Regions from separate parts of the Homo sapiens genome. Here region 2 is linked to region 1. Evidence: chromatin loops called from intact Hi-C (ENCODE). Cell type or tissue: HCT116. All regions are shown on one strand.

The links. Peaks named below come from ENCODE experiments on the same cell type or tissue, not always from the same donor. Only the 100,000 strongest peaks of a DNase experiment are listed, where the experiment ranks them.
Region 2: a loop joins it to region 1, with 27 times the contacts of the local background. A loop is called at or near these places in 4 of 110 quality-filtered maps.

The regions. Positions count from the first base shown.
Region 1 is chr2:98,834,788-98,839,787 of GRCh38, forward strand. CRACDL (CRACD like) reads right to left here. Exons shown (of 10, transcript NM_207362.3): 3 at 3,332-3,500. Among named protein-coding and RNA genes, the nearest start is that of LINC02611, 65 kb to the left of the region's middle. RefSeq lists a silencer at 2,359-2,653. In HCT116, a CTCF peak has its summit at 2,471 (motif pointing left); a DNase peak (open chromatin) is centred at 2,524.
Region 2 is chr2:97,697,918-97,702,917 of GRCh38, forward strand. C2orf92 (chromosome 2 open reading frame 92) reads left to right here. Exons shown (of 8, transcript NM_001351368.2): 6 at 1,109-1,219; 7 at 3,237-3,387; 8 at 4,752-5,000. The coding sequence ends at 4,884. Among named protein-coding and RNA genes, the nearest start is that of ZAP70, 13 kb to the right of the region's middle. In HCT116, a CTCF peak has its summit at 2,420; a DNase peak (open chromatin) is centred at 2,404.

The DNA.
Region 1 (5,000 bases):
TTGTTGGCATGACCACACAGAGAATATAATAATTTCAAGTGACTTTGACTCCACATCCAAGATAGAATACATTCTAGGAACAACAACAAGAAAACCAAAGATATCAAATTGCACTCACTAATCTTATTAGTAGTAATAATAATTAAAAAACCAAAAATATGAAATTGCACTCTGTAGTTTTATTAGCAATAACACTGATTATAAGACAGTGTGCAGAAAAGTATTTATAATATTTTTAACTTCCATATAGGGAAGGGATAAGGAAATTATTATAAATATATGATAGGTTAAAGAAAATAAGTCATTTTGTTAATATCATAAGGAGCCCTGGTTTCAAGTGTAAGAGAAAAGAGAATACAAAGAATTAAAGAAGTAAAAATGTTGTTTTATTAAACTTGAATTGGAAATATCAGCAAATTAATGGTTAATTTTTCTCTTGAAAAATAAACCATTTCCTAGCTATATCCACTGGAAAGGTTTAGAATCAGTGACAGCCAATTAGTAATCATCGCCCCTGGCAGCTGGACTGAGGTCTTTAAAAGCCATTTCACACCACAAGGAGGGAGCCAGGGTCCTGTCAAGAAAGTGCTGATTCCAGGTCAGGGGAAGAAAATATACCAAATAAACCTGAGATTTCTCATTGGACAAGAAAGTAAGGAAGCCATCAAAGATGAATGGGGTCATGTCAAAAGACGGAGCGAATTTCAAGTGACTCTCAACAGCCTAAGATGGAACAACTTGAGCATTAAAATGAATAAAGACTGTCATGGATTAAAGCAAATCAAATATATAAAAAGTAATGCATTCCCAATGATATTTGGAAAAAAAAAGAAAAAAACAAAACCCACTGGCCACTGTCAGGAGTTGCTAGGGGGCCACGTCATTACTCTGAGGGTGGATCAATAAAAGGAGAGCCAAGCATGATCCTGACTTTACAAATTGTATTTCGGAGCAACCAAGCAATTGATGAAGGAAAGTTCTTCATCAAAGAATTTCAGTTAGCAAGTGTACAGTGAATGATAGAATTAGAAAAACCACCACTTTGTGACAAAATAACAGATCATCACCAGGTGTTAAAACTGTCAGGTGAAGGTTGGTGGAGGGACGACAGTGACACACCCTGAACCCACTGCTCAGAAAGCAGGTGACTCATCATGGGATGTGACAACAACCAGCACCTGCTTGAACCTGACAGAATCTGGATCCATCGAATGATGTACCGGGAATTGGGAGAATATAGGAAAGAGTTGAGTCACACCAAGAGAAAGCAAAGCCAGAATATGGGACATTCTGCAGGACACATGGCCCTGCTCTTCCTTCAGATCAATGACGTGAAACAAAGGGAGAGGGCAAAAGGAAATCGTTATAGATTAACAGACTTAAGAAGCACAACCGCACAGACACAGACACGATAAATGGGCGTCACTTTATTCAACCCACAGGGTCCCATGTGGTTTGCTCGCACTAATGTGCCTTAGTAAATGGAGCTGTTTTCCCCACAGTGATGGATGAGAAGTTGCCGCAGACTCTCCCACAGGCCAAGCAGTACTTGCCTCTTCCTCTGTGCTGCTCTCTAAAAATGTCATTTGCACTTCCCAGGCCTCATCATGCTCCATTCCCAATCTTCCTTGCCTAGCATCAAAACCAGCAAACTGTTACCAGTCACTGAGGGCCAGCTCCCTGCAAGGTGCTGGGAATATCAAGATAAAAAGCACACCGTCTCCACTTTCCATGGGCTCCTGTGACAGGGAGGACATCAGCAAGCGGACAGGACAATTCATCCCAGCTTGCCCCTCTGGCTGGGCTCCTGTCTGTGGTTGGAGGGGCCACTCCCAGGCCTGTCTCTCCAACACCAGAACTGTGTGCTCCAGTCAAGAGACAGGGGTGGATGGGGGTGGGTGTTAGAGTTTCCCTGGGGCTTGCAAAGTGATGACATTGAATAATTAGTAATATTATCGCGATAACATCTCGTTCCCCAAGAGTTCAGAGAACCGCCTAAAAAAAATGCATGCACGCCGGGCGCCGTGGATCACGCCTGTAATCCCAGCACTTTGGGAGGCCGAGGCGGGCGGATCGCGAGGTCAGGAAATCGAGACCATCCTGGCTAACACGGTGAAATCCCGTCTCTGCTGAAAATACAAAAAAAATTTAGCCAGGCGTGGTGGCGGGTGCCTGTAGTCCCAGCTACTCGGGAGGCTGAGGCAGGAGGATGGCGTGAACCCGGGAGGCGCAGCTTGCAGTGAGCCAAGATCGCGCCACCGCACTCCAGCCTGGGCGACAGAGCGAGACTCCGTCTCAAAAAAAAAAAAAAAATGCATGCACAGTATATCCCTTCCACACTTCACATGGTGCAATGTGAGTCTATTACATTCCCTGCTAGCACCAAAAACAATCAAAACCTAAATCAAACCCAAAACTGAAAAAAAAAAAAAAAAAAGGTTCCAATCTTTCCTTTCCAGTCATCTGGTGCCACCAAGTGGCCAGCAAAATTTCTACTCCTTTAAAAAACAGGCAAGGAGGCTGGGGAGGGGCGAGAGCAAGAGAGGGGACAGGACACCACTATTGGGATGCTCAAGCCTGGGACCCATCTCAGCGTGGTCTGTACCCCAAACCTGAGGGATATTATGTTCTCTGAAGAGTTCTATCCTTAAAGGGCCAGCGTTGTCTTAAAAAAAAAAAGGTAAAAGCTAGCATAGCAACAAATCTGTTTCGTTTCCTCTTAGTCACAGGAATAACTGCTAGAATAACTGCAGCATATGTACTGTAACTATATTTTAATGAAACACAAGTTACAAAAATAAGGATTTCTTTACTAGACCTCCCCAGTTTTTTGTGCTTATTGGGTCTGTTCTTTATGATATTTTTGGATGATTTTTTTTCTAAGATAGCAAGGAGCGCCCCCTCCCCACCCCCATCAAGTGAAAATATTCTGATTAGATTACTTAACGTTCAACTTTAGAGAAATGCATTTTTCTAATATAGCATCTAGGTCCTCAAAAGAGTTTTAAGTCAAGTTAAACCAGGGCCCCTATCCTGATCCTGTCACTTTCAGCTGTAGGATGTTGGGCAAGTTCTAAATTTTATCTAGGGCTTATTTTGTCCGTTTATAAAATGGCATATAGTACCTCCTCTCCCACAGTTATTGTGGACTTAAACACACACAGCATTCTCCATCCCTAGGTTTGAAAAGACAGAAAACACAACTTCTATGGAAGAACCTCTAATGGAATTACCCAGGAGGAAAGGGGGCTCAGAAATCCAGCAAGTTACCAGGATAATGAAATCATGTATTTAGGTGCTCCTGGCCCGAGGGATGTAAAATGCAACTTACTCCAGCTCATCCTCGGAGTCGTAGCCCACTGGCCCGGATTCGATGGCAATGACCTCATTCCTCGTCTGACTTTGTTTCCAGGTGCTACTTCCTGTGGACGACGGCGATTCTTTTCTCTTCTTCTTCCCAAAAAACTTCTTAAAAGTTTTGAATTTAGATTTTTTCTTTCCTATACAGATTAGAGAAAAAAATAATAAATAAGACTGTTACAGTGTGTGTTTATGTGCATGTATGCAACAGGCACGTAAAAGAGAGAAAGCAAGATTTCCATCCATGCATCAGTTATCTGCTTCTGAAAAGTCCTTTTACTTCGCAAAAGTACATGGTATACCAGTTTTGCATACCTGAAAACACATCTTGTTTCTTTTTATTTAGGATATTTAAATAAAAGACACAAGAACACTTTGGAAGATGATCACAGAATCAAAATTAGCAACTTTCCTCTCATGTATAATCAAGTTTTGATTTCTAAAATATATTTGAGGCTGCAGTGAGCTATGATTGCACCGCTACACTCCAGCCTTAGTGACAGAGCAAGACCCTCTCTCAAAAAAAATAAAATAAAATAAAAATTATGAATTGCTTTGTCTAGTGTGAATACAGCATCAAGGACAATCAGAGGAGGCCCAACCTCATGGGCAAGAAGGTGGGTCTGTGGGGCACCAACTGCATGATGAGCTAATGACTTTTGGTGAGAAAAACAATGAGACTGGTCATCCCTGCAGGGGAGGGGTGTGGCCAGGCTGAGCCCAACTCTGCCATGCTTCCTGGATTATTAGAATTCACCACACTTTTCAACATTTTGTGATTGCTCCTCTGGTGACAGCTTCATTCTCTCCCATGAATTCTATCATACCCAGGTTTCCATGATTTCACATTAGTTGCTCAGCAAAGTTCATTCCTTTCCCGGAATAGTTACAGAACTGACAGTGGAGGGATGCAGCATCGTAGACTACCAGGATGCTGTCTAATACATCCTGAAAATTTGCACAATTTATTACTTTTTATAATAATTTAATAAACTGAATTCCTTAAAAAACCCAGGATCTTTCTGTTGTGTTTATATTATTGCCTCCTTGGGAAGCTTACATGGTCTTACTCTCATGGGGAGAATTACTTAGGATTACTTTAGTAGGAGTTCCTACATCATTACAGGTAGAACAAATCCCTCTCCAAGGATAAGTCAGTTCTACAGCACCTTCTAGTTTTCTCACCTTCTAGTGTGGAAGTGTTCTCAACTTTATAATCGTAAAAAATGTTTATGTTGTTAGTAGATGGTTCTCAATGAGCATTTATGATTTTGAAAGATTCTTAAGAGTTTTCTGCATTTGGTCAGGACACCCTGTGGCTTTTGCCTAGTCAACAAATTGGTATGCATCCTCGAAGGCCTGAATAGATACACAGCCTCAATATCATGACCATCAAAAATGCTGCTTACAGCATTAATGGTCTCCTCAAGTGTAACTGGCAGAGCTCAAGCATAACTGCTGTACACCTTTGTTCCACTGGCAGGGCTTAGCCATCCATTTGTTCAAACTATATTTCTTCTCCTACTAGGCTTTGTAATTCGATTTCTTTAATGGTGACAGGACTAGTCCATTTTTCTACTTCCTGAATCTGTTTTTTTAAGTAACATTTTTCTGAAAATGTATTTTTTCCAAATTTTCAA
Region 2 (5,000 bases), 1.1 Mb before region 1:
GAGATGAAGTCTTGCTATGTTGCCCAGGCTGGTCGCAAACTCTTATTGTGACAGTTCTCTATCTCTCTGTGAACAAGGCCAAGGAAGATTTACCAAACCCATCCAAAGCTGCCCCGCCCCCACTTCCAGCTCTTGGAGGTCTCCCATCTGGAGCTGGGGGCTCCAGCCTGCTTTGAAGTCTTCCGGGGTGTGAGATTCATTACTTCTCATCCTTTCCCATTCCCTCTTTGATAGCTCACCTTCTAAATGCTAAACAGTCCAAACAGATTTCCCTGGAGCGCCTACCCATTGGTTCTAGTTTGTTCCCCAGAGCTTCTCAAAACATCTCTCAGCCTCTTCCCAGGCCATCCTGCATCTGGCAAAGATAGGCAGGCCATGCTGGCCTCCCGATTTTCTCCAAGCTAAACTCAGGCCCTTTGACAGGTCCCATATGCAAACGAGTCAGGCACCAAAGGGCAGAGCTAGGATGCAAATATTTCTCATTTTCGACTGTCTTCTTTCTATTAAACTATTCTGCAATCCCTCTACTGATACCTGAATATTTCAGTGTGGTTAATTTTCCTATCTTGTCCTCGCAACTCAAGAAAATTTTTATAGTACTTCGTGTTTTAAAAATTATTTTCATGAACATTGTACAATCTGTGAAGTAGGTCTCATTATCTCTATTTTATGCAAGTGGAGAAGTAGGCTGGGGCTTAGAGAGGTTCTCTAAGTGTGGTCCTCTACCCACAGAAGCAGCGTCTTTCAGGATCTGTGAGACATACGCATTCCCAGGCCTACCCCAGACCTATGGAATCAGAAACTCTGGGGTGGGGCTTAGGAATCTGTGTTTTCATAAGCCCTCCCAGTGTGATTCAGATGCACGCTCGAGTGTAAGAAATGCTGCCTCAGCTATGGGTGGGTTGCCCAGGAATTTGTTAGATTTTTTAAAAAGTAAACAAAAACAATAAAACACCAAAACACTGAGGTTCTGTAGGACATTTAGACTTTTCCCCCAAGTCCTCCCTAACTCCTCACTTTGAGTCTAGAAGAAGCTACTTTTATCATAAACGCTGAACTAATCACATGCCATGGTTGTTTGTAGATGAACACATTTTATCTTTTGTAGATCACCTTTCAGAGGAGAAGAATTTTAAAGAATCCTGTCTGTTCGACAGGGATTTAAGAGAGCAGTTAACTACTATAGATAAAGAAACACTTCAAGGAGCAGCTAAACCAGGTGGGAATCTATATGGCCTATAAACTAAGTATGATGCTTAAATACGGACAACTTCTGAATGTGTCTTTTGCCTTTCATGGTATTTTAACTGACATCTTTAATTCACCCGCTAAAGTGAATTAAATCTGCAGTGAATACAACCTGCAGTTAAAATTTATGAATTAAACCAACTCCAGAGGCCGGGCACGGTGGCTCACGCCTGTAATCCCAGCACTTTAGGAGGTCAAGGTGGGCGGATCACCTGAGGCCAGGAGTTAGAGACTACCCTGGCCAACATGGTAAAACCCCGTCTCTACTAAAAATACAAAAGAAAAAATTAGCTGGGCATGGTGGCGGGTGCCTGTAATCGCAGCTACTCGGGAGGCTGAGGCAGTTCAAGAATCACTTGAACCCAGTAGGGGGAGGCTGCAGTGAGCTGAGATTGCACCATTGCACTCCAGCCTGGGCAACAAGAGCGAGACTCAATCTAAAAAAATAAATAAATAAATAAAAACCCAACTCCGGGAATTTCACCACTCTTCCAAAAAGATGCTACTTTTATATTGTTTCTATACAGCCAGGGCTTCACCCTCGCTCATCCCTGAGCCCAGACCTGTTTAGAGTGGGCAGAAGCTCACCCATGCTGGTACCAAGTGCAGTACACCCCTCCACACTGCCACTCCCTGTCAAAATTATACCTGGTTGTCACTTCCTAATGCTTAGAAATTAAATGCTGAATTATTCTAGCAGAGCCTTAGAGCTGCTGGATACGCTGCCTCTTGGCATAGCATAGCTGAAGGTAGGAGGCTGGACATGCCCTGTTTTCTCCCCATCACCCAAGAAGACCCTTGCTCAGCACTCTGCTGTCTACATAACCGGCTGCCCTGGGCAGCTCTCCACACGAAACCAGCCGATACCTGGGATCATACCTCCATGCCTGATTTCCCTGATGTCTTTTTCTTTTTTGGTCACATTATAAATGGGGTGACAGAAGCTCTAGGAGACACTAATGTCGGCTGAGATCTCCTTCCTTTGAGATCTAGCTAAGACTGCCGCGTTTTCCCCAGCCTGTGCTCAGTGGTATTCCGTCCACTCTCACAATTTCTGTAAGTCCTCAGAGGGGCTCAGGAGCTCAGGATCATCTGTGGCCTTGTGTTTGCCTCGTGCTGGTGCAGACATGAAATCTCCCAAACCTACACACACGAGGCAGATTGTGTATGCAGTACAACTTTCTGAGGCCAGGGGGCAGAGGAGGGGAAGCAGAGAAGAGGTTATATCACTGCCCTGTGAAAAGCTGCAGAGTGTTCGCCTCCATTGTTCTTAAAATCCTTTGCAGTAGGATTTCTCAACCTCCTCTAGTGCCCCTGCTTCCTCCTACCCATCTGAGCTCTCCTCTGTTCTTCTCTTTACCTCCTACAAATTGTCTGTGGAACTTTCTTTCTGGCTGCTTTGTTGCATGCCAGCCCGTATCCTCAGTGTCTCATCTCCACCCCCCAAAATCATCCCATCTTATCGCCAAATAGCAGATGAATGCATATGAATGCATTTCCCCAAACAGCCAGTTCCTTCCCAAGAGGACTTCTGGAACCAGTGGCTAAGATGCCAAGGTTTTTTGTTTTTTTTTTTGAGATGGAGTCTCACTCTTTTGCCCAGGCTGGAGTGCAGTGGTGCGATCTCAGCTCACGCTCACGGCAACCTCCGCCTCCCGGGTTCACGCCATTCTCCTGCCTCAGCCTCCCAAGTAGCTGGGACTACAGGCGCCCGCCACCACGCCCGGCTAATTTTTTTTGTATTTTTAGTAGAGACGGGGTTTCACCGTCTTAGCCAGGATGGTCTCGATCTCCTGACCTCGTGATCCGCCCGCCTCAGCCTCCCAAAGTGCTGGGATTACAGGCGTGAGCCACCGCGCCCGGCCGAGATGCCAAGGTTTCTATTCTGTTATGAATGGAATGAACAGGTGTCCCTTGCAGGCTTAGTCCTGGTTGTGGGTAGCCCGGTGGGTATCTCTGTTCACTCTGCGCTGTGTCTTCTCATTTAGATGCTCACTTTAGGACTATGCCCTGCGGGCAGCTTCTGCACTTCCTGCAGAGGAACACCATCATCGCCGCCGTCTCAGGGGTGGCCATCCTCATGGCCATCGTGCTGTTGCTGCTTGGGTTGGCCTCATACATCAGGAAGAAACAGCCATCGTGCGTGGTGCTGGCATAACCTTCCTTCCAAGAACCCGCGGGTGTTAGAACTCACGCTGCCCTCAGGGCTTCCTGCTGATCTGGTTTACGAGGAGGGCAGAAGCTGCAAGCCTGGTTGTGCTTCAGCATCCCCTGGCCTGCTCTGTCAAAGCACACAGGACCTGGGCCATGGGTTTTCGGCACAGCCTGGGTGATTCTGATGCACAGCCGGGTTTGGGGATCCCTGGGTGGGCCAGGGTTGCCTCTCAAGGCCACTACGGTTAGGCCAGACCTGTCCCCATATTGAGGGCTCTGGCTGAAAGATTGGTAAATAGGAATATGGATTTACAAAAGAAAGGAAAAATACAAATCTAAGAGGGTGAGGAGGGCTGAAGCCACGAAGGAGAGTGAGAGCAGGGCTGATATTCAGCTCCTTCACATTGGCACAGCTGTCCTGCTTGTTAGAATACTGAAAGCCTTCCCCGAGCTTCCCACTGACCTCCTGATCTTCTCCGTGATCCTGCAAATGAAGGATTAGTGCCTGGCACAGCCGTGGCCCTCCAAGGCTCTGCTTCAGTGGTGGTCATTTTGACTGGTCAGTGCCTGTCTACACCCCCGTCTACACCAGTTGTTAAATATTTTGGTTAGGCCTCTAGATGAGGGGGCTCAGGCACAGAGGCACTCACCATGAGCAGGCGCTAGGAAGCAAATGGTTTGCACGATGACGTGTATGCATAGCTGCATTTTGAAATTACGTGCTTCTTGCTGCGTCCCCAGGGACATGTATTCCTGACCACAGAAGGAAGAGCAGCTCCCCACAGCCCTTCAGTCCTGCCTGACACTGCACTGAATGCTCAGCTTGCCCCTAGAGCAATGGGGTGGAGGTGTGTGTTGAGGGGAAGTGTCCATCCCCACCCCTACCCACCCTCTGACTCCAGAGGTAGCAGTGTTTGAATTTCCCCACAAGAGTGGCATTGCTTTCTCTCCATGCCAAGGCTCCTGGAACTGGTGACTTATTCAGGCCACCTCCCCCAACCCCCACCTCCAGCATCCTCTTCCTACCAAGGCTCATCCATTGGACCTGCCATTTTCCCTCCATGCCCCTTGAGATGCCAGCAGAAGTGGTCAGAACTGTGGCCCCTCCCATAGGGACCAGTCAAAGTTGTGGGTGGCCTGAGTTAGTTAAGAGAAACTGGGGGGAAGAGAGTATCCCAGAGGCTCTGTGCTGCCCAGAGGCAAAAAGAATTTCACAGATGACAAACCTTACTGATGGGAAGCAGAATCCTCACGCTGGGAAGCGTCAGCCTCCACCACTGCCCAGCGAGTAGACAGCAGGACTCCTGTGCGCTGAGCTGAGCACTGTGGTTTTTGTTATTTTGTTTTAGATCTCCTCTGGCAAACACGACATATAATATTTTTATAATGGATGGAAAGACATGGTGGCACAATTCTGAAGAAAAAAATTTCACAAAACTTGCAAAAAAACAGAAACAGTTGAAGAGCAGCTCCTGTGTCTAAGCCAGGTCGTGGGGCCGTCAAACCAGGACTTGAAACCACAATGCGAGGACATTCTCCATCTGCGCACCACAGGGAGGCAATTCCATTTCTGCCCGGGAGGTGTATTCTACAAAAAC